Regions from separate parts of the Mus musculus genome. Here region 1 is linked to region 2. Evidence: chromatin contacts called from ENCODE POLR2A ChIA-PET data. All regions are on one chromosome and are shown on one strand. The core of a region is the stretch at or near the end of the contact, and the rest is flanking DNA. Distances in the headings are between cores, read along the strand shown.

Region 1 (3,194 bases), core at 296-2,795, 270 kb before region 2:
ATGAAAGGTCTGAGACTGCGACGGCCTATAGAGGCTGGGAGCAAGGTTACCTCCTGAGTGCTGGGACCACACCAGCAGGGTAACGTTGTAATGATCATGTCCACTTGTTTATTCTACTTTGTTCCCTCTATACTGGTACACACAGTCTCTCCCTCGCCACATCCCCTCCCTTCCCCTCTCCTTCCTTATCCTAGGAACGCACTCTGCCACTGAGCTACACACTCACTATCCTGTCTGACTTCCTCCAAAAAAATATTCATTAAAAATTAAAAAACAGCCAGTCGTGGAGGCACATGCCTTTAATCCTAGCACTTGGGAGGCAGAGACAGGCGGATTTCTGAGTTTGAGGCCAGCCTGGTCTACAGAGTGAGTTCCACGACAGCAAGGGCTACACAGAGAAACCCTGTCTCAAAAAACCAAAACACACACACACACACACACACACACACACACACACAAATTAAAAACCATGTAATGGGCGGCTGAGAGGGCAGGCTTGGCAGGTACCAGGACTTGTTGCTTTTGCAGCAGGGCCTGTTCAGTTCCCAGCACCCACATCTGCTTGTGTCTCCAGCTCCAGGGAACCCAAAGGGGTTAGAAACAAGCAACCAACCACCCAGTTAGAATAATTCTATGATACATACTCACCATTTTCCTTCTTGATGGTTCTAGGAAGCACTGTTTAATTTTTCAAATCTCCTACAAGAGAGAGGAATTAGTTCACTTTACCCTATCAAGTTCCCACCATACTTGTTCATCTTTATGGTAGATTTACAACGAAAAGCTTAGACTAGCATCCTCTAAATGAAAATCCTATCATAAAAGTGTTGATCCTACCCAATGCAACAAGCCACCCCAGTGCGCACTTACTTTACTCATTTTCTTCAAGGCTTTCTGCAAGGGAGGCATAGCCCCACCTCCAGGTCTAGTGCTCTAGATAGGCACTTGGAGCTCCCTTTACCCGGGACACCTACTTTACTTAAGACGTCTGTACAATACATTTCTATACTTCACACTTTTGTTTTGTTTTTTCCCAAACGCCACATCTTGCTAACTTATCAATCGTATTTAAAAGTCCCAGGAATACCATCTCCAGCCCGAGAGTTCACCACGAGGATCCCAAGAAATAAATTTGCACCAACGTGGGGCGCAGCAGGCGTTTGAGTGCACGGAGAAAAGGATAAAAGCCTTTCCCCCACACTCACCCACTGCGCTCAGCACCACTGCTGCGGGAACGGAAAAGCCTCAACTACAAGGGCCGGCATGCCTGCGGGTTCCAAAGGCGTGTCTGTGCGCCACAGAAGTGAAGCCCGGAGCCCTCCGCAGGGGACGCCCTACTCTCCCGTCAGTCTCTCCTCATCACACCGACTAGGACTCGGAGGACCACGCACCTCACCCCTCGGCCCCTGAGAGCTCTACCCACAACCTCACTAAGAAGCAGAACCCGCTGTCGCCCAGCAACTTCATACAGCGGCCTGGAGTGGGAAGCAGAACGCACAGGACCAATTCCGCCCAACTTCACACAGCGGCCTGGAGTCGGAAGCAGAACGCACAGGACAACTTCCGCCCAACTTCACACAGCGGCCTGGAGTCGGAAGCAGAACGCACAGGACCACTTCTGCCCAACTCTTTCCACAAAGCCAGGAGCTTCAGAGCAGAGCGGAAGTGATACACTGAAAGAGCTTCTGCGACTGGTGAGTTGTGAACCACTGAAGGGCTCGCGGGGGCTGTCTGTTCTTCTCGCTGGAGGTGCACATCGGGCTGGCTGTGGTGACTGCAGAGGGCCGGGGGAACATGAATATAGAAGGAGAGGTTGCAGATGAAAACTGCCTTGCTGCAGGAGGGGTGAGGGTGCTGACTCCAGGAATAAAGGCTATGCCACGCGGCCCTTGATTATTCTGGAAAAGGTCTTGAGCCATGCGTAAATGAAAGAAAAACCACACGCAAGTGCAAAGAGAGCTCTCGTGTAATTGAAAAATAGCAAGTGGCTGTTCAGAGGGCTAAAGATCATGTAGATTGACAATGGATATTCCCATCTCTCCATTGTACGGCAGCTCCAGCCCATTCAAATAATGCTTTAAATGTGTCTGTACTGTGAGCACATTGTCCGAGAAAAACACCGGGACGTGGTCGTGTCATCTCACAATAGAAGTTTATTGTATAACAAGAAAGCCACAAGTTACATCAGTCTCGTTGGTAGCTTGTTACAGGATGTTTGGTCACACTGTGAACCCCCGAGATTGTGTTATTTACCGATGGTGGGTGGGAGGAACCTTTCTAGTTGTGGTGTGCCCTTAGCACACATCTTTAATCTCAAACAATGAAGGTAAAATTAGTTTGTAGAAGGAAGCATCCATGTTTGAAAGTGATGTCTAATTGAATGGCAGACAAAGTGAGGAATCAGAGAAAGATTTGACAGAATAGGATATGCCCAGCTCTCTCCAGAACAGGGAGAAAAGATGGGCTACTTAAGGGGTAGTGCAGAGAGAGACTGGGGGCAGTTTTTACTGGGACAGTTATATATAGAGAGGATGCAGATAGAGAAAACAAGCTATGCATAAGTGAAGACAGACTGAGCCAAAGAACAAGAAGCAGCCAGAAGATTAGAGAGGATTGTCAGGCTTAGTTTGAGGCCATGCAGAACCATTCAGTCAGAGGCTGAGAGAGAAGCCAGATGAATCAGGCAGCTTGGAGAGGAGTTTGAGCCAGAACAGCTGAGTTGAACCAGCCAGCCAGCGCAAGCTCAGAAAGAACTAGAAAGGGTGAGCTTATTCGGCAGTAATTCTCAGAGTCTGAAAACATAATAGGCCTAGATAAGATTGTATGGAGGCTATAAGCTTCCAGAACTAGGCCTAGCTTAGCAGAGAGATGGGAGACGACAATTATACCAGGTGAATAAAAGATACTTTTACAATACCTGTTTGAGGCAAACACATTTCCTTTATTCAATTCTATTAACTCTCAGATTGCACATCACACTGTTTTGAGTTGTTTTGGTTCTTTGGTGACACTACTCTCCCACCATTCAGTGCACAGCCATGGAATATGTGGGTAGGGGCCCAGTGCTTTTCCTCTCTGTTTCTCTGTGTAGCAGTTGACGTGTGTTCAGGGGCAGCAGTTCTGGCCTTTTCTTGCCTTGGCTCTGTGCGTTTGTGGAGTGACCTGTCTGCCTCAGTTCTTGCTCGTGCTGCCCT
Region 2 (3,243 bases), core at 734-3,233:
TATTTGTGTTTTTCTGTATTTAAAAGTGTATCTAGCCAAAGACTTTTTTTTGTCTTTATAAAGTCAAGTAAGGGTCTGGAGAGAATGCTTTTCGGCCTCTATGCTGACTGCTCGGAAGACCTTTGTCTTTGCTAAAAACCCGGCCCAGGATGCGAGCCAGGGCTCAGAGACGCTGCGCCTGCTGCCACGTCTGCTTTCGGTTTCTGGGCGTCTCCATTTTGCGGACCCTAAAGCACGCAGCGAAGTCTCTGAGACCTGAGCCTCTCAAGCGGCCACTTAGGGCCGGACAGGTACGTGACCTGCGCGGTGTAACTGGCGCGCTACTCGCGACGCTGCGCGAGCCTGGGACCCTAAGTCCCGGGCCGCTGTGCCGTGCGCGTTCTAGCCCGGCAAGGAGGTCGCTACGAGTCCGGCGCCGGCGCTGGCGCACAGGGGATGGCGGGCGGAGCCCGGGAGGGCGCGGAGGACTGTAGCTCCTTTACTGGCTTTGCTGGCTGGGTAAGAACCAGGGCTCAGGGCGACCACAGGTGGCAACAACTCCCAGTTCAAGGAGGCCTGGTGTGTTCAGGGGATGGGATCTTCAGGGAAGTGACCCTTAATGACCCTAAGGCACCCCGGAGCTGTAGTGACTGCATTGAGGACTGGAGGGAGCACCCATAAACCCCCAAGGGGGAGCATTCCTGTGTTCCTGTCGGAAAACTAAAGATTAACTTTGCTGGCCGAGCCACAATTAGTCAAGCACAAAACATCTAGAGAATTACTCATTTCCTGGAGTTGAACTGTCCAGTTTCCAGCTTTCCTTTCGAAAAGTTGGTTCTCTCTCTCTCTCTCTCTCTCTCTCTCTCTCTCTCTCTCTCTCTCCCTCCCTCTCTCTCTCTCTCTCTCTCTCTCTCTCTCTTTTGGTGGACAAGTTCGCTGGAAGTAAATTCAAGGAGTCTAATTAAATCCTCCGGGTTCAGGTAACCTTCGAAAAAAAATTTTTTAACAGTAAAAGGGGTGGGGCCAGAAGGGAGTGTCATATGTCAGGCCTTGACCAATAGGGATGATCTAAAATTTAAAACCTAAGAAGAGATTTTAGATAAAAGGTCGACCTCCTAGTTTACAAAAGGTTCTGAACAAAGCAGAAAGCTCAGCTCTCTGGTATCACAAACAAGCTTGGTTTGTAAGCAAATTATTTTTTTATTTTATTTTTTGGTATTCTGAGACAGGACTCTATTCTCTATACAGCCCTGGCTCTCCTTAAACTCACTGTGTAGCCCAGGCTGCCCTAGACTGTGCAGAGATCCACCTGTGTCTGCCTCCTGATTGGATTACTAGGATTAGAGAGTATGTCGCTATTAGTCACTGTTCCTGGGAGTCCACCAGAGATAACCACGTAGCCAAAGTTCATAGCCTATTGAAAGTCTTTATTCCAACCAGCTGGGATGACACTTAGGTACTGTGTGTATTCAGTGACCAATGTCCAGAGCACAGGGTTTCTGAAGGCAGAGACCTCACTTGGCAGCTGGAGCGGGGGGGGGGAGTGGGGGGGGGGTGGGGGGTGGGGGGCGGGGTGGGGCGCGGAGGTGGAGGCTTTGGGTAAGCAAGCGATTTGACCGCTAAAATCTTCTCTCAGCAGCCGACCCCACCCCCGCCCGCCCCCAAAGCTGGGCGTACACCACCACACTCAGCTTCAATGGATTTTTCCAGAAGTTTTATGTTGTACATTGTTTTTGATGACATTTAATTCTTTAGCAAGTCACCACTTGCTAACCTAGTTTCCCAAGCTGCGAGAAACCCGGGTGGGGGGTGGGTGGGTGGGAAGTGGGGTGTTTCCTTCCTTCAGAGAAGTAGCATGGGGGGCGGGATTTGGGGTATGTGCGGTCTTTGGGGTTTTCTTTCTTTTTTTTTTTTTTTTTTTTTTTTTTGAGCCTTGACTGGTCAGTTTCGCCCCTAGAGGCGGAAGTTGGCTTCCTCTCTGGCTTCCTGTAACTTTCCTCCGCCCTCTTGTTAGGATTGTGGAATTCAGCAATGGCCTCGATTCAGTTTTGGTGAAATGGCGGCCATTCTCATCTTCTCGGAGCCCTTCTCTTTGCTCACACTCGCGATTCTGCCCCCGCAAGAGTACTCTGGGGACGTCCTTATCGCTGGGAGAGAGCGGTCGCATCTCATTCCTGAACCTGTTGGGCTCGCTGGGCGCGTCACCTGGCTAGCAGCTTGGGCCAGCTCCGCAGGCTAACTTTCCTGGACGCCTACTGAAGAGTCTGCTCCTCTCTGTGTTCTTTCCAGTGTCTCGTTCGATCCAGTTTTCTGGTGGTCTCCAGCGAAGACAGGCGACAAAGCCGTTGTTGAGTGGGATGGGCCGGCGACCGCCCGGTGTGAGTAATCCCAGAACCCCTCCTATTCTTGCAGTTCCCAAAGGGACTTGGGAAGTTGGAGAGCTGACTCCTGATTAATGTAGGAAAGTGTTCGTTTCCTATCTTCCACTCTTGGTTCCTTCTGTGCTTTTTGGGGATCCACTCACAGCACCTCCAGACTTGTGGCACATTCAAATCCAAGTCTTTCTTGAAGAGAGCCAAAGACTTATTAAATTAAACTTGTTACTGGACTCAAATGCCTCCTTGTTAATTTAGTGTGTGACTCTGGATGGCGTGAAATTTCGAACAAGGTACTTGGGTGTTTTTTGTTTGTTTCTATAATCCCAGCGTAGAGGCTGCCTGGACAAAGCTCAAGGACAGCTTATCCTGGCAAGAAGCCTGCTGGCCAAGAGTGAGGCAGTGAGGGTTTGGCCCAGGGCCTTCCTATACTCAAAGCATTATTTCTCTTAAATCTCAGAAACAAGAAGCACTACCTGTGTTATGACGCCCTAGCTGACCTTCACCTCTGGGAAGACTTGACACCCCACCTGGGGCAGCTGTCTTGCTCCTTACTAAGGATTTTACTTCTTATTTTGCATTGCATTTTAATATCCAAAACCTTTCAGGCAAGTTATAATATAAATAAAATATACCTGCAAAGTAAATACAGACACTGCCCCCACCTCCCACGAGTCCATTCCCTAGCGACAGCCAGAGGTGGCTGGTTCTAGTCACATACATTGGTGTACTCAAATACAGTCTTTTGGTTGCCTTTAAAAAAATTGGGAATCTTCCCTTGGCCCCAGCCATCCAGCTCCTTTTCGTATTCTTTCTCCAAACAGTCTTTCAGAACAGATGTTTGTGGTGTTGTTTTTCTGTTTCCATCCTAGTTTCCCCTCCTTCCCCA

Evidence for each region. ChIA-PET counts read pairs that join two places held with the same protein, here RNA polymerase II (POLR2A).
Region 1: POLR2A ChIA-PET joins it to region 2 with 28 read pairs in Patski. The contact joins the promoter of Ppil3 here to the promoter of Cflar in region 2. POLR2A ChIA-PET finds 5 or more read pairs at or near these places in 2 of 5 experiments (Patski and embryonic stem cell).

Annotation. Positions count from the first base shown.
Region 1 is chr1:58,443,941-58,447,134 of GRCm38, forward strand. Ppil3 (peptidylprolyl isomerase (cyclophilin)-like 3) reads right to left here and starts at 1,546. Exons shown (of 7, transcript NM_001285827.1): 1 at 1,206-1,546; 2 at 649-699. The coding sequence starts at 651. It overlaps Nif3l1 (Ngg1 interacting factor 3-like 1 (S. pombe)), which reads left to right and starts at 1,211. Exons shown (of 7, transcript NM_022988.3): 1 at 1,211-1,694.
Region 2 is chr1:58,711,303-58,714,545 of GRCm38, forward strand. Cflar (CASP8 and FADD-like apoptosis regulator) reads left to right here and starts at 1,984. Exons shown (of 10, transcript NM_207653.6): 1 at 1,984-2,357.